Regions from separate parts of the Homo sapiens genome. Here regions 1 and 2 are each linked to region 3. A link is a loop called in an ENCODE intact Hi-C map of the cell type or tissue named here. Cell type or tissue: HCT116. All regions are shown on one strand. Links, peaks and the distances in the headings refer to the core of each region. The heading gives the core; the rest is flanking DNA.

Region 1 (6,071 bases), core at 534-5,533, 450 kb before region 3:
GGGAGCAGGCCCAGGTAGGTAGATGACTTCTAGGTCCCAGGGAGCAAGTACTTTGGACCTCAGCAGGAGTAGCCACAGCAGTGTGAAGGGAGAGACTGTTCTCGGGGTGAATGCAGGGGCACAGGGTCCTGCTGCTGGTGAAGGCAGAGTTGCTGTCAGCCTTCACAAGCAGGCAACCCTCAGTCTCTGGAGAGCACAGGCTGTGATTCCCTTTGTTCTCGGGGAAGCTACCACAGCATGATGCACCACCCTTTCCCCAGGCATAAGACTCTGTGTGGGTTACAATGCTGGGGACCCTGCCACGCTGTCTGATCTAGCTGACATTGAGCCAATGCAATTCTCTAGGTACATCCACATTATTTTTCAAACATGGGCTGGTGGAAGAAGAGGTTGTGAGCTAATACAGTCTCTTAGAGAAAGATGGTGATAAAGTCATAATAAATGTTCAGAATTAAACCATGAAATAAACAAATATGGGGGGGGGGGCACAGGCATGTGATTATTTTGGTTTCTGTCTTCCTAAGACTTAGTTACTTAGCTGTACTCTCTGTTTTGTTTGCTATCCCAGATTTCCACCAACAGATCTACCATTTAGCTTAGGCTAGTTTAATTAGATATCAGACACTTGCAAACAAATGTCTTGAGTTGTAGCCAAATTCATAAGATTCCATTATGTGTCCTTCTTTTCAACTAGTCTTTCAAAGGCCATGTTTTGACTTATGTCATCCCACAGCTATTAGGTCTGACTATTTTAGCTTCACTTTCTGCCATATGAATCTCTGTTTTTCCTCACTCTGATGTTTTGGATGACATTTATCTTTTTTTTCTTCTAAATCTCAGGTTAAATTTTGGAAAATGAAAAAAAGGAAAGTTAATAGATTTGAAGGTGAGTGAGCATCAACAGCAGTAAAATTCTGTTAAATTATATGCTATTTCTAAAAAAATGTAGAACCCCATAGAAGGCAAAAGAAAAAAAATGAAAGGATAGAAAATGTATTTTGAAAGTGAACACATTTAAAATTTGATCTGAATTTGAAATTCTTCAGTTATTAGCTGGAATTGGACCAATTTCTTATCATCTCTGAGCTTCAGTTTCACCAGAATATAGTAAAGATTGAGTTAAGACATTAAGTGTATTAGTTCATTTTCACACTACTGATAAAGACATACCCTAGACTGGGCAATTTATACAGGAAAGAGGTTTAACGGAGTTATAGTTCCACTTGGCTGGGGAGGCCTCGCAATCATGGCATAAGGTGAAAGGCTCATCTCACAGGGTGGCAGACAAGAGAAGAGAGCTTGTGCACGGAACCCCCCGCTTATATAACTATTAGATCTTGTGAGACTTATTCACTATTATGAGAACAGCATGGAAAACACCTGCCCCCATGATTCAGTTACCTCCCACCAGGTCCCTCCCACAACACGTGGGAATTCAAGATGAGATTTGGGTGGGGACACAGACAAACTGTATCACTAAGATACTACGTAAACTGTGTAATAATTCCTGAAACATAATATACACTCTCAGCAATTTATGAACTTTATATTTGGGAGATTTAAGTAATCTATGCAAAATGCTAAATTGTGTCCTTTCTCATGATGTTAATGAATTAGCATATTTGCCTTTTTTTTGAGTAAATTTTGAATGTATCATCACAAAAAAATTAGTGAGGTGATAGATATGTATTGATTGATTTACTCACTCCACTTATATATGGATAAACATCTAAACATCACATTGTACACCATAAACATATATAAGTATTCTTTGTCAATTAAAACAATATTAACATAAAAGATTTGCCTTTTAATTGTTTCTCCAAAACTTTTTCTAATTTTTTATTTTATTTTTCTTGGAGACAGAGTCTCACTTTGTCACCCAGGCTGGAGTACAGTGGCCTGATGAATCCCAGGTTCAAGTGATTTTCATGCCTCAGCTATCGGAGTAGCTGGGATTGCAGGCGTGCACCACTACCTCCCTCACCCCTCGGCTAACTTTTGTATTTTTAGTAGAGACTGGATTTCACCATGTTGGCCAGGCTTGTCTCAAACTCCTGAGCTCAAGTGATCCACCTGCCTCGGCTTCCCAAAGTGCTTGGATTACAGGCATGAGCCATGGTGCCCAGCCATTTTTTCTAATTTCAAATATTAAAACATACATATTATAGATATATATATAAGCACACACACATATATATATGCCAACTTCCCAGATAATTCTACTCATCCTTTATACTTTCTGCAAATATCGAATCTCTAATATTACCTCGTTTGTGCATTTTTACGGTGGTTTTTGCAATACTGCATGCTAACTAACAATGATTGACAAGCAAGCTACGTATCTGAAGTAGGTATTTTGCCATTTCCAGAATGTGAGGGTTCCCTTCTTTTCCAATATCACATTTACCAGTTTGTTAACCACTCAGGTGTTTATGCAGAGCACTATGCAGTTTTTCTTTTGGCTGGGTGTATCTCACTATCTCACTTGCCTCCGTGACTCATTCCACAGCACTGTAGTCCTGTTAATTCTTAAATTCTGTTCTATGTTTGTGGAGTCACACTGAATTTGCCAGAGGAATTTTGTTAAGGATGTTTCTATGGAGAGAAGAGTACCTCAGTTTCCTTCCCAGATGTGTACGGTATCTTTCAAAGGCCCTGACCGGGACTAGGATGCTAAGACGCTGACCAGGGAGCCGCTCTAGGCTGCCCTCTGGTGGGCAGACTGGAGCTAAGGACACTGAAAGAAGTCCAATCAGACTGAAATTGTATCACTTCAGCAAGCAGAGAAGAAAATTCAGGCATTCATGAGCTTACCATAGCCAGAGCCTGGTCTATAGATTTCGCTCAGCAAAGGTCCCAGGAAGCAGGCCTGAAAGCCACTGGAGGAGGGGGGCCGCACCTGAAATCTCATTTGCAGCTGTTACGGACCCTGTCATTCCCTTACCTGTCAATGGGCAGGTAAGAATAGGGAGTTTATTTGAATGAATTTCCAAGGCACTAGTAAGACAAAGAGATGATAAAAGTTTCCTTTAGAATACCTATAGTGATGACCAAAAAAATGCCTCACATCACCGTGAGCTGTAGAGGGGACAGAAAAAGATGTTACTACCGGAACATGAAACCCAGCATCAAAATTCAAGTGAAAATTTACTGCAGGAGAAATAGAGTGCTTACAAGTAAACAGAAGTCGTCATCAGTTGCCAGTTCAAATTCCAAAAAAACACCTACTGTCAAATATCTAGTATCCATGAAGTTAATGAAAACAGTGTGATTCATATGGCATGGACTTTTGGTACCAAATATTTGAAGTCTTTATTTTGGAACTGAGTGGAGAGTAAATTCCATCTGAGTGTACTTTACAGCAACACCACCAAGAGAATTCTGCATTCTTATCTAAACTTTGAGACATCAGAAAGTAGTAGATAAATTATATTTGAAAATAACTAACTGCTAACTGAATTTTTAACTTGCATTTTTACAACATGAATGTAAAAATGCAAGTTTAAAAATTATGTACCTGATACATATCTAGATGTAGATGAAAAAAATCTGGCCTAGTTTAATTGTTATTATAGCCACTATTTCTATGATCAACTGTTAACTACAAACTTTCACCTAATTTTCTTTTAAGAACATATATTATTTTTCATAGTTTATTTCCTAACATTCACATCAAAGAAGAGAAAACAATTATACATAGCATCAGGGAGTGATCAGATATAATTTGTTCAACAATGGGACCTGGCTACCTGCCTGTAGAAGAGCAGATGGAATTCTACAAATGACTTTCACTGTAGGGTCCCTTGACACACATTATGAGCCAAATAAATAGTGTGACACCCAATCCAATGAGTATCCCTGAACACTACTGATGTACACTTTTATGAGGATACAAATTGCACACTGATGAGCAATACCTGGTATGTGGAAACCTCGTTTAGACCACTGGCCACTTAGACACCTGTGTCCTGAAAGCACAAATTACCTTGTAACTGCTATTGGAAAAGCTACTGCCTACATTTTAAGTAGAATTGATTCACAAAAGTACAAAACAGTCTCATTTCAAGTTATCTATCTGTGTACAATTTAAGAAGTTTAAATCCTAAGTGTTTTAGGACAAAATCCTCATTTTTTTATTTTAGCAATTTTAAATGCACAGACCATGTACTTTGCTAACTGTAAATCTAGGTAGGCATTGAGACGACTATTCAGGGTATAGTTAGCACACAGTAGTTGATGACAAAACTAGATCTTCCTGTAGCTAGGACCTGATAAAAGTTTCAGGCTCTTGATTTTTGGAATTACCAGGAGAGGTTTACTAATAAAGAATTGTAGCTCTGGGTAATTGTTAGAGCCTGGGATTGATGGTCATCAGGAAAGAGCGTAAAGCTTGATAACAGTTGGTTAATTTGATTTGAAGAAGTTGTTGAAACAGCATGCAAATGTTCTTAATAAACCCAAGTATAGAGCTAGAAATAACATTATATTGCTGTTTTTTTCTCCTAATTTATTTCTCACATACTAATGACAGATCATAACTAAAATATGATTTAGTGCAGTAGAAGAACGTATAGTCAGGCTTTGTAGAGAAAATATTCACAGTTATATTACTAGATATGCAGACAGGTAAAAATTCATGGAAAGATAGTTACTTCTCTGTTTCTCAATCTTAGACCCTAATACTTTCTCCCATCATTCATAACAGATTATTTATTTTTAATTCACAGAGAATACAAAACCCACGAGACCAGAACTTTCAAAATTTGCTACTGACACAAATCTAAAATATTTAAAAAATATTTTAATTGTGGTAAAATGCACATAAACACATTTGCCATCTTTCCCATTTTTAAGTGTATATTTTAGTAATGTTAGTATTTTTACATTATTGATAAAGCCTCACCACCATCCAACTCCAGAATCCTTTGCATTTCAGAAAACTGAAACTCAGTACCCATTGAACAGTAATTCCAGCAATATGTCCATAACTCATGATTTGCCTTTCCTTATATTTCAATAGAAGAAAAGTTTTTGCTCCTGTCCCAGCCAATAACTTCACCAATTCTCTGTACCTCATTTCTTCTCACCTAAACAAAGGCACGTTTTCTATAACTTTTCCATTTTTTTCTGCCCTACCTTCTCATTTTTAATTTTTTTTAATTATTTTGCATTGTCAAATTCTGTCTAACTCCATGCATAATGCTACTAATTAGCTACCTTGGTCATCTAAAAATTTCTTCCATAGTCACCTTATGTATCACTCAACATTCTTCTTTCCCCTGTGACACATTTCCTAAATAGAATTCTTTTCACTTCAAATCTATTTTTTTCTCAACTCCAATTAGCTTCATACTTCACTCCTATCAAACTTACCCCTCCTCATTCTATATAAACAATTTTCTTTAAGGTCAACAACATCTACCTTTTGCTAAATTCAATGGTTAGTTCTCTTTCTTCTTCCTTCACTGCTCTGTGTCAGATGCTACAGTAAACCACACATTTTGCTCTATGAAATATTTTTCTCTTTATGCATCTGCAATACCATACTCTTCTTGGTGCTTTATTAGATGCTTCTTCTTAATCTCATTGCTGGCTGTTTATTCCTTTCACAAACTCTTATTGTCAAAGTTCCCCAACTCTAACTCTTTTCATCAGTGATATTTTTATGCCTCAGATTATGTGCCTGCCACTGAATCCCAAACCTTTATGTTCAGTTCTAACCTCTTCTCTGGGCTCCAGTTTTATATTCAACTGTGCACTCACCAACTCCACCTTGATCCCAAAACGTAACAAATTCAAAGCAGACTTGATGATTCATCCGCCACTGTTCAATTACTGTCCCTTAGTTTCCTTTATTTCCATTTATGGCACCATTAGCTACCCAGTGGCTTAGGCCATTAATTCAGAACTCATCTTGGAAACTTTCTTCCCCCTCACATCCCATATCCAATCCATCAGCAAATCCTCTGGTATCACCTCCAAAATGTGTTTTGGAACCTAGAGGTTTCCACCATTACCACTGATAAAACCCTTGTCCAATTATCTGTAGATGGTGGTGATGATTGTAC
Region 2 (6,071 bases), core at 534-5,533, 1.9 Mb before region 3:
TAAAAACATATTTCACCTTAATTTTAACATTTTGGGTATTTTTAATCTCAAGATTTTATGCCCTTTGCAATTTGCATACTTTTAAGAATTTACTTCCCTACATCCCCACTTTAAACTTACTTAACACACATTTGCAAAGGGGTGGTTGCAAATGCCAAATGCACTCTATACTTGGAGTGTGTTTGTGTGTGTATGTGTGTGTATGTGTGTGTGAGAGAGAGAGAGAAAGAGAGAGAGAGAGAGAGAGATTTCCCTATCTTTGAAATTTTCTCAACATCTTCTTGCTCCTAAAATGTGGGCTAGGGGCTGGGTGCAGTGGCTCATGGCTGTAATCCCAACACTTTGCGAGGCTGAGGTGGGAGGATTGCTTGAGGCCAGGAGTTTAAGACCAGCCTGGGCAACACAGAACCTGTAAAAGTCAAAAAAAAATAAAAGAGAGAGAGAGAGAAAAGAAAAAGATAATGTGCTGTATAGGATGACCTGCCCAAGCTGTCTCTTGCCTAGTAGGCTGCTTATATCTTTAGCTGATTGTTCCAGGTGCTTATATACTGTCCCTCACTACATTACATTATTCTATGAAAGAATAAGTTAGATAGACCTCCGTCTTTGATTAAGACAATAAATACCTTCTTCCAAGGCTTCATTGGTAGAGCAGCAGCATCTTGTTCTTCTATTGTCAGGGTCATAATTATGATTTTTACTCACTTCCCTTGAAAGTTTCCTATTTTTGTGTCCCTTTCCCTTAAAAACACATCATCATTGTGTTTGTTTATATTTTAATAACAAGGGAAGGTCTCTGAAATAATGACTATTAGCATCTGTTCACAACAATATTTGTGCCAGATATTTGTTTTTAAAAAATGGAGCAAATGTATTAGGTAATATTTGTAGAGACACACTATACATCAAGGACTATCGTTAGGTGGTTCTTTTGATTCAGAGCCCTCTGTGCCTCGCCAAACAGGAGGAATTCTTTAATAGAACTTTTGTGAGCAATTGGTGATCACCTTCCAAATGTAATCTGATTCAGAATATAATAGTTATTCTGTTTAATTATCAGATTGTAACCATGGAAGACACATCTAAACTCAAAAAAGAGAAACGTCTGTGAGATCTGAGAATTACCTGTGTTCATTATGAAGAAGTAAATAAAATACAATGATTAAGAAAACATATACAACTTTCCCTACTACAGAGCAACTTCATGTATGTATTTGATTTCAGTACATAGTTCTCATTTGTCATTTTGTTTCTAGCTGCCTCAGTTAGGGTGGAAACTTGACTGTATAACTTTCCAAGGTAGTAGAGCTAAACATGGGGATTTAGGACTGTTTTGGGGGCAGGAAAGGAGAGTTCTGGTTCTCGAGTTTCCCTCTGGCACACTTAATGATATCCAGTGCAGGTATATACCTCAATAAAACCAGAGCCAGAGAAAATAAATGTAGACACGTTGTTCTTGAATCATACTAATTTTCTGTAGATGTCTCTAGGAAAATTTAAAATGGGTGAAATGGAAATCCCTGTATATCCAGACTATGCTTCCTCATGGCCTCATTTAAACGATAACCTGGCCAGTAGCTTCTTTCTGATGCCTTTCCTGAATAGTGACAGCAGACGAAGTTATTCAAATGCCTATTGAAGAGTTCTGGAGTATGCAGGAAAGCGCTGCTGTGGAATAATGCCTAGAAGGCAGGGTAAATTTCCACTTAAGGTCTTTTCCATAGCAAGTATTATTTTTAAGGCAGTGGAATTATTTGATCCTTTGAGGGAATAGAGTTTGCAGCTAGCTGAAGTGAGTAGATGAGTCCTCAGAGTTGGCATTTGTGGGCTGTTGTACTATTTTTTTTATTTTACTTTAGGTTTGGGATACATGTGCAGAACACGCAGGCTTGTTACATAGGTATACATGTGCCATGGTGGTTTGCTGCGCCTATCAACCTGTCATCTAGGTTTTTAGCCCTATAGGTATTAGGTATTTGTCCTAATGCTCTCTCTCCCCTTGCCCCCAACACCCGACAGGCCCAAGTGTGTGATGTTCCCCTCCCTGCGTCCATGTGTTCTGTATGTTTACTGCAGCGCTATTCACAATAGCAAAGACATGGAACCAACCCAAATGCCCATCGACGATAGACTGGATAAGAAAATGTGGCACATGTACACCATGGAATACTATGCAGACATAAAAAAGAATGAGTTCATGTCCTTTGCAGGTACCTGCATGAATCTGGAAGCCATCATTCTCAGCAAACTAACACAGGAACAGAAAACCAAACGCCACATGTTCTCACTCATAAGTGGGAGTCGAACAATGAGAACACATGTTGTACTATTTTAACTTCAGTAGCTTCAGCAGTTGGCATCTCACGGATGCCTACCACTCCAGGGATTTAAAATGAATGCTTATGTCACAATCTCTACCATGTTCTTAGCTTCTCTTTCTATTGTCCCAGTACTAGTTGTCTTCACTTGGTGGGTGCAAAAGTCTGAGCCCACATAAACTGACTATGGACATCTAGTTGCTTTTTTGTCAGCAGTAAACAGTTGTTTCAAACTCTTGTGTTTTTCAAGAATATAAACACTTTGTTAGATGATTCAGAGGTTGTGTCATGAATTGGCGCTGATTATTTTACTTGTCTACAAGGGGGTCTCTGCCTATTCCCTCAATGTGATACATGCTCTTCGTTAGAATGCATGTTTTTAAAGTAAAACACCCTCCCTGTCTTATAACTCATGAACGCTAGATGTCAGTATTGCTCTTTTTCTTCCAAACCAATGCCCTTAGTGAATGATGTCATAGCCTGCTCGGTCTTTCAGCAACGTTGTACACACAGAAAATTGTTCAGCTCAGAGTCTTTTACTGAAATAGTCGGAACCATATACTCTCTGGCTTTCTATGATATGGTTCACGTTGTTTTAAGGAAACATTATCATTTCTCTTCTGCAAAGAGCAGTATTTTTATGAAAAAATTAAAGGTAGAATCAAAATAATAGAAAAAAAATTATATTTGTCAAGGCCTTTTTAATAATAATGGTTTTATAAAATGCAGCTGCCACTAATCACTTTTGGATATAGCTAAATTGCAAACATCTCTGAGATCTTGATGGATGAATAGCAGAAGATATAATACAAGTAATAGCATTCAAGAAGGCAAACTATCAAATATTTTCAAAACTATATATAATTTGTTTATATTGTCTCATTTGAATTATGCATCTTTAAAAAGGTTGTTAGAAAGCAATATTTAAGCATTTTGTTTTTGCCAGGAAAAAAAATCAACAACAGAATATCTTGAGACAAAATCCTCCAAACACCTTTGTATCTAAAGCCACACGGTCATTGTCAGTTGGCAAACTCAGATATTTATATTAGCATATAAAATCTTCTTTAGGGGCTACATGTTACTCAGGGTTTTTACCGTCCACTTGCTTCTTTCAGAAAGTTTCATTTGGCACCCATTCATTCAGTCAGTCTTTATTTCATTCAGCAAATAGTTATTGAATACCTACTCTATGCTCTATGCTATATGGTGTTCTACACCTTGGGGCTACTGAACAAAAACTATATTATCATCTTCATGGAAATTACATTTAAAGGTAGCAGGCAGAGACTGACAAAAAATGATACAAGTAAATATATTATATAATTTCACAAATGTTAAGTTCCATTAAGAAGAACAATGCAGAGCCGGGCTTGGTGGCTCACGCCTGTAATCCCAACACTTTGGGAGGCCGAGGCGAGTGGATCACGAGGTCAGGAGATCGAGATCATCCTGGCTAACATGGCGAAACCCCGTCTTTACTAAAAATACAAAAAATTAGCCAGGCGTGGTGGCACGCGCCTGTAGTCCCAGCTACTCGGGAGGCTGAGACAGGAGAATGGTGTGAACCCAGAGCTTGCAATGAGCCGAGATCGTGCCACTGCACTCCAGCCTGGGTGACAGAGTGAGACTCTGTCTAAAAAACAAAGAAAAGAAAAGTAAAACAATGCAGAATTATGGGACATCAAATAGTATAATTGGGACATCACATAGTATAATTAGTTTCACAAGAGTAGTCCTGGAAGACATACATGTGAGGGTGACATTTATTTCTTCTTATTATTTTTTGAGAGGGAGTTTCACTCTTGTTGCCAGGCTGGAGTGCAATGGCGCGATCTCGGCTCACTGCGGGTTCTGCCTCCTGGGTTCAAGCAATTCTCCTGCCTCAGCCTCCGGAGTAGCTGGGATTACAGGAACCGACCATCACGCCCAGCCAATTTTTGTATTTTTAGTAGAGACGGAGTTTCACCATGTTGTCCAGGCTGGTTCCGATCTCCTGGTCTCAAGCGATCCACCCGCCTCGGCCTCCCAAAGTGCTAGGATTACAAGCATTAGCCACCACACCCGGCCTGAGACACCAATTGAGCCTAGATCTGAACTAAGTGAGGCAGCGAATAAGGAATTACAAGGCAAGGATCAGCAAGTATAAGAACACTGAAGTAGAAGTAAACTTGCTGTATTTGAGGAGGCCCTGGTAACATAAATGTTGTAGACTGAAATGAGATTGCAAAAGGTCAGTTTGAGAACATAGCAGGATTGAGGCCATGGAATCTACGATGATGATGATGATGGAGATGATAATGACAGTAAACATTTATTAAGAGTAATATATGCCAAGTGGTTTTATAAACACTTTACATATATTATTAAATAATTTAATTTTTACAGCAACCCAAAGAGAAGGACAGTATTTTTCCTTCTTTGGAGAGAAGAAAACTGGGTAATAGAGAGTTTACGTTCACAGGAACTAGTAGAAGCTGGTGCAACTGGCATATATATTAAATCATTTTGGCTCTAGAGCCTGTTCTCTCAACTATTAAGTGATTGTAAGCAATGAACATTTTTTTCTAGTTCTTTACTTATGTGTCATATATCTACTGCTTTGCTGCAGCATGAAAGAGGTGATACCATAAGGTATAAAAAAAACAGACACTAAAACAGCGGGTAATACTGAGATTCATATTTTAGCTCTCCTTCTAACTTGCTTTTTGGATTTAGAATATCTCTTTGCCTCTTCGGATGTCGGTTTCCTCAACTGTAAGATAACTGTAAGGATGCAGACTAGAGTTCACAAGTTGGCAATCCTGAGGACAGTGATATTTCTCCATATGTGTTTCCACTAGACCTTTCATTAGACAATGGTGTTGTCATTGCTGTTATTGGAATGAAATTGTTTAAAACACTTGAAATTGAAATAACTTGTATACGACTGTAGATTTATGGTTTGAATTTTAACATCTGAATATGTAACACTATTAAACTTGTATTCAGTGAGCCAGGTGGTCACCTAGACAATGAGTGGACCTCCAGAAGGAGCACGAACTCTACTTCCACAGTTACACAGCAACAGCCATTTATGTCACCTGTCAGGCCGTGGGATGTATTTTTAATGGAATACCCAGGTCCAACTATTCTCTGAGATCTTTTCTAGCGCTAGATTTTATGTCTCCACTTAATTTTCTTCAGTGATATGAGATTATGGTGTAAAAGGGGCTGATTGAGGCCGGAGAGAGATGGTACAGAAAATACCAATTGTCATTCCAAAGTTTTGCAACCTTGTTCTTTTGAAAGAGACATCCCTGTTCAACAGGCAAAGGGAAAAGAATGAGTTTGAGGTAAACCAGAAGTTTTGAGGTAGAAAAAGATGACTGTTCTTTATGCCTCCTTCTACTGGTTCTTTGAAGGTTGCTGACTTCATTTTGTTTAAAACGTGAATTTACAACCTATCAGCATGTAGGTGCAAATATAAATATAAAAATACAGTCCAAAGACAAATAAAATTATTTTAATTAGTTGCTACTGTAAATTACCAATTTCTCATATTTTTCCCACATATCTTTTTATTGAATGAATCTGCATCTATAAATTAATTCCAAGACTCTTCTGTAGACTCATAATAATCCAAATAAAATTCATTCAGAATGTATAGGATGAAAATGTATTGCTGTTTCTATCCTCATACCCTGTTTCACTTTCATGTTCCTCCTCCTTGGGGCGCTGTAGTTCACTCTGGTGAGTGTTCAGCCTCGTGTA
Region 3 (6,071 bases), core at 635-5,634:
GAGGCAGGGACGGCAGTGGGCCAAGATCACGCTACTGTACTTTAGCCTGGGTGACAGAGAAAGACCAGGTCTCAAAAAATAAAAGTGGAAATAAAAGAATGAGAAAGGGTGGGGAAGCCAGGAACTACTGTTGCAGGATGACTTTCTGCCCATCTCTGATGTGGAGTATCACAAATATTGCAACCGTTGCTGAGAAGAAATTCCTGTCAGTGGATGCTGGAGAGGAAAATTCCTGGCTTGGAAATTAGGGAGCTAAATGGATTACAAAAAAGAAATTTCAAAAGGAGAAGCCAACCAAGAATACCCTGCTTTTTTCTAGAGAAAATGATAATAATAGGAAAGCAGTCGATGGCTTCCATGACCACAGATGTACAGCATGTGATCCTGACTGTAATGCCCAAAGGCAGTGGGGAAGATAGCTGTTTCAACCAAAATATCCCCTCAGCAGAGACGAGCATCACAACACATTTACACAGGTCACATGGGGGTGCGAATTCAAAGACCGCAGAAATGCAAGGGTAGTTAGTTAAACGGTTAAGCCACTTGGGAGTTGATCGCCAACTCACTTCTGAACCTCTACTGAAATCAGTGTTGTGCATGAGAAGTCAGAGAACTCTATTGGATACTGTCAAATGAACAGGCATGTTAGTGCTTACTCAGCACCCTCACTTATTGTAGCTTTTGTGGAAACATGGATAGAAGGAGTAAACTCCAAATCCATTAAGCTGTATAAAATCAAAGGTAAATAACATAAATCTTGAAAAGGAAAATTCCCCAAATTCACCCTTAGGTTTTAAATGGAATATTTCTGAGGCTGCTGAATTGTTGAGAACATAAGTAACTTTTATTAGTTGCAGTAATTCTAAAAAATTTCCTAACTCTACAGGTTTGGTCAAGATATGATAGATGCTATAAGAAGCTACAACTGCTTGGACTCCTTATTTGACTTCATTATTGCGGAGATAAGATGGGATGAGTGAAACTATGGAAGGACTCCTTGTCCAAGTACTGCAAATAAGGGTTAATGATGGAAAAATGATTAGGGTTAATAAAAAGAAAAGGAAATATGGATAAAAGGGGTAAAAAAAAGTCCTGAGAAAATTTAAACTGAATACTAGTGTTCAGAAGGTTGATTAAAAATAACATTAATAAGGAAAAGACAGATGTTATAAACACTAAAATTGTCATGAATTGCTATGTAAAGATTAGGTGGTCTGGCTGCTCCATCAATTTTTCAACCTATAAAGGAATTGTGACAGTTTTGCTCAATTTATTTTAGTCTCAATAAATTTTTAAGAATCTGATTATTGTACAAAAGAAATTCATAATCCCCTGAGTGTCAATGCCCATGAAAATTGTATGGGGAAAAAGAGAAGATTCTGACTCTGGATGACAGGAGGGCCAGAGCCCCCTGACTCAACACCCCAGCCAGGGATCCAAGGCTGTTTCCATGGGTGTGAGTAAAATGGCCCGAGGGTGGTGAAGGAAATTTAGTTGGCTTTCTGGACACCGGTGTCCAATATAACATCATACAAAGCCCGTTAAGGAAAAGTTAACAGGCAATAGAATTGAGTTAGGGAGATACGGTGAGCAACTCCAAGGAACAGCAGACAAAAGTATGGCTAAAATATAGGCATTTATTAACAAAAGTTATGTAAGGTTGTTGCCTCACTCTGCCAGAATGTGTGGTTAGAATGGATCTAATGTCTGAATGCAGGACTCTTATCTTACCCAGGTTATTAGGAAAAAGGTTGTCTTGCAAATCTGTTTTTAATCCTTTTTTACTGGAGCATAGTAGATGGGAAATTTCAAAATTATCTAAGCCCATTCAAGTGGCCAATTTAAAGCAATTAGAATAGACTAGGTTTGGATACCTGAGGCACATAAAGAAATTTTGTTTTCAATTAAAAATGTTTTAGATGTAGGTATATTAATAGCCACAATTTCCTTGTTTAACAGCCTGTGGAAGAAATGATGAAACCCAGAGATTCACTATAGAGTACAGAAATAATAAATAATAACCCTCATGCCATGAGTAGTGCACAGTATCGTATTAACTATTCAAGCGGAACAACAAACTAAGGGACACTATTATTCTGTGACCAAATTGACTAATGCTTTCTTTTCCATTTCTACTTATGAAGAAATTTAAAGCCAATTTGCATTCGTGTGAGATGGATGGAAAAATACACATTTACCATGCTCTCGCAAAGATATTTAAATTCTCCTGCTTATTGCTGTACCTGATGAGATGAAACAGATTTGAATCAATTGGAGAGTGCTGCTATTTGTGATAGTAATGATATATTGTTTATGTATCAATCTCAACGCTAAGCTAAAATTGCATTATAAACGCTTGTTAATCATATGATTCCAGAAGATGGCTGATTAACTATCATACAATACATATCTCAGAAAAATGGTGAAATTCCTTGATATCTCTTGAACAGAGGAGACTAGGGCATCCCTCATAAAACAAAAAATAAATGATTTTCTCTGTGAACTCCAAAATCAAAGCAAGCAATATAAAGTTTGATTAGGTTCTTTGGTTTCTAGAGAATTCACATACAACATCTGAGAAATGTTATCAACTGCTATTCACAAAATTACCAAGAAAAAAATAACCTGAATTTGAGCAACAGCACTTCTTTTATTTTTTTTACAGTTTCAAAGAAACTTAGCACAATCAGGTCTTTGTGACCTTACTAAGCACATGGTAACTTCATTACCTCCATGTTCCAATGATTTTGGAAATGTCCAGTCAAAGCAGCCATGCTGACTGAAGCACTTGGCAAAAGCCCTTGACTGACACCCAGTGGTCATTGCTGGTATTTGGGACTAGAAAGTAGCCTATTTCAACTTCAAGGTAAGCATCGCTTGAAAACTATCATTGGCTTGTTATTGTAATAGGGGCTTTAATTGAAATCGTTTTTATTACAATAGGATATAAATTTATTTTGAGATATGAGATACCTATGGTTGTGGGTTATGTCATACCATCATTCCTACATGGAAGCAAATGAAGGAAATAATTTCCTCATCAAATGAACATGTACATTAAGTCTCCCTGTGGAATTGTGTAAGGACATAACTTGTCCCTATGACAAGTTTCCAAGGGTGCCAAAGGGTGTCAAACAAGTAACTGAAGTTTAGATGGTTCCCAAGGGTGGAAGACCAACACAATAAAAATTCAGTCTAGAAAGCAACCCCATTGTTGAAGTGTTAGTGACCTTACTTTAGGTGAAGAGGTAAAAAGATAAATCTGCTTAATAGGCAGAAATGAGTCATGTTTCTTCTGGCACCAGAGGAACTGGATAATAACAAAAATGACTCTTGCCAATTCTTTGGTAAAAACCAATAGAGTTGGCATATAGCCTGAGATAATGGGAAAATAAAGGAACCCCGTAATCTGAAATTTGATATGGAATTGGAGGTGGGCATCAAAGTGCATCACTCACAAAGTAAACCCCAAATACCTCCCAAAATAACACAGGTAACTCCTATTACTGATTACTCACCTTGGCTTAGCTACATAACTACAGGACATAAAAGATTCCACCAGAATGCTTTTAAGAAGTTTTCCCAAAACAAGGCTCACTGCACAAACGGAAGCCCGAACTGGAGATGAAGCACGTTCTGTGCATATAAGAAGGACTTTGATAAGCAGGTCCCTAATATTTGCCTCAACCCTTTCTCCTACTCAACTGTGTTCTTCACCTTTACTGAAAGCCTTATACAAGGATGCTCTTTGAAGTCTTGTGAGTCCTTTCAATTATCGAAGTCTGATTTTCAATCTATGGAATCTCCATCTGTATTATGAAATAATAACAATGCCTACTTTGTAGGGTTGTTTCAAGGAATGAATTAAACCATTTAAAGTGCTTAGAACAGAACTGGCACATTCATTGCTTTAAAATCTTATTTTATGTCAATGGAAAAATAGCTTCATCACAGTAATTTATGTATAATCTTTCATGGTAAATGACAATACACACTGTATAGATAAATTATAATACATTTAAATTACTTATGAAATCCTGTATTTCCATAAAAACCTATTTTTTATTTCAATGGATAAGACTATTATATGTATACATTGAAAACAAAATATTCTCATATTATAATACAAACTTTATTTAGTGATTCCAACAAAAGAACAATCAGGTTTAAATCTCTACTTATTGCCACATTTGTTCCGTAAGAATTGAGTTTTCCCTACTACAGGTTAATCATGTTGATGATAAATAAGATGTACAATATGTAGTTTATTTCAAAACAAAAGTATTTATAAGTCAAAAGGTAAATATGATTCAGAAACACTTGTTACTATTTTAATATACTTTGCTTTTAATTGTAATATTACCTATTAAAATATTCAGATGAGACCAATTTAGCAGCATCTTATTTTTTCTTTAGTGATAATGATCCTCTGACTACTAATCTCTGTGTGGATATATGAAAATTATTATTCCAAGGATGTGAAATTTGTTTCAAATTAATGCACATGACTAATATGCTAGAATTTAATTTTCAAAGTGATGAAAATGTTTATAGTAAGTTACTTTTTCTTTGACTTTTAATTAAATTTCTTCTACAAGGATTAGGACATATAATTTTAAAAATAATTAAAATTTAATTATTTTTATTCATGACTTCTATTGCTACAAATTGGAAAGGGTCAGTGCAAATTTCCAACTAGAATGAATCTTAAATGGACTTTAGAACATCAGAATATGTCCAAAGTACAGAAATGAAGATAATTTTTTAAATCATATTTTGTTCATTTACCTAAAACATGGATATCTAGAGTACATTGTATGTAGATATTCAATCCTGAAAAATTGCTTTACATTTCAACTTCAATTCTCTTTGACAAGCCATAAAAAGTGGTGACATTTTGAGAGGGATACATGGTATCTACACTAAAAATTTATTGTTCTAAATGATGTGCAATATAATTCAAGAAAGACAGTTTTTGCTATTTTGCTTTACAAAGATTCATGAAGTATACAGAGAAGGAGGTTACAGATATTGCTAGCTAGAATGATCAATGATAACATTTTTAAAGTTATAGAAAAAGAAATTCAAAGAAAAGAGAATCTGGTGACAAATAACATTGGTTCTTAAGCTAATAGATGTTCTGTATACACATCAGAGGTTAAGAGACCTGCCACAGAGGATGGTCACCAGGGAAAGTATAATGGCCCCAACAACATAGATGATAGCCTTGCCCTCAGCTCCAGATTCTTAAAAATAAAATTCATTCATTCAAAAAATACTTGTTGGATGCTGTTTTAGATGTTTTATACACTATTTTATGTATTGTCATTATGGTAGTGAAGAAGACCAAGACATTTTCTATCTCCATAGAGTTTGTTCTAATGTTAGAGAGGCATTTTTAAATAACATATTTTTAAAAATATAACATATATATATATAATTTTCATTAGTGAAAATATGAACCAAAAAACAGAATAATATAAAGCTAGTAATGTAAGTGGTATTTACAATAAAGGTGACTAAGAAGATACAATCAATCTAGTCAAAGTAAAACCAAGGGAATGTAAGTTCCAGAAGAATGTGTATCATGAAGGAGAGACAATTATGTCAAGATGAGAACAGAGAATAATCCACTAGACTTGCAAAGATGACCATTATTTATGACAACAGCAGTTTCAGTGTTGCGTGGGAATACTTGATTGACGTGGGATAAAGAAAGAATAGACAAGTGGAGAGAGTTGGTATAGAAAACTGTCTGAAGAAGCTTTCCCTGTGAAAAGAACAGAAAAACAAAAATGAAGTTGCAGCAGGTGGAGAATAAAAGCCAAGGGAATTTTTCCATTTGGTTGCCTGCTTGCTTTTTAAAATTACAGTTGCTGTAACATAATTTTGGGTTGTTGGAAATAATAAAAGAATAAAATGATGATGTATAAAAATGAGATAATTTCAGGAATGAAATTCTTGGATAAGTGAGAAGAATTCATATAGTCAGCTGGTAGGAAAAGGAGACTAAGTTAGAAGCAATGTGCACTGTGAAAGGGGAAGATGGGAGAAAACACAAAAGTACAAAT

The links. Peaks named below come from ENCODE experiments on the same cell type or tissue, not always from the same donor. Only the 100,000 strongest peaks of a DNase experiment are listed, where the experiment ranks them.
Region 1: it touches region 3 in a loop (4-fold over the local background); 14 of 110 quality-filtered maps call a loop at or near these places.
Region 2: it touches region 3 in a loop (7-fold over the local background); 32 of 110 quality-filtered maps call a loop at or near these places.

The regions. Positions count from the first base shown.
Region 1 is chr4:167,620,194-167,626,264 of GRCh38, forward strand. No RefSeq gene overlaps it. Among named protein-coding and RNA genes, the nearest start is that of SPOCK3, 390 kb to the left of the region's middle. RefSeq lists an enhancer at 5,690-5,859. In HCT116, for the core only: a CTCF peak has its summit at 2,720 (motif pointing left); a DNase peak (open chromatin) is centred at 2,728.
Region 2 is chr4:166,163,275-166,169,345 of GRCh38, forward strand. No RefSeq gene overlaps it. Among named protein-coding and RNA genes, the nearest start is that of TLL1, 290 kb to the left of the region's middle. RefSeq lists an enhancer at 2,563-2,857. In HCT116, for the core only: a CTCF peak has its summit at 2,732 (motif pointing right); a DNase peak (open chromatin) is centred at 2,767.
Region 3 is chr4:168,074,405-168,080,475 of GRCh38, forward strand. No RefSeq gene overlaps it. Among named protein-coding and RNA genes, the nearest start is that of ANXA10, 15 kb to the right of the region's middle. In HCT116, for the core only: a CTCF peak has its summit at 2,821 (motif pointing left); DNase peaks (open chromatin) are centred at 2,817 and 3,487; H3K27ac peaks cover 4,901 bases.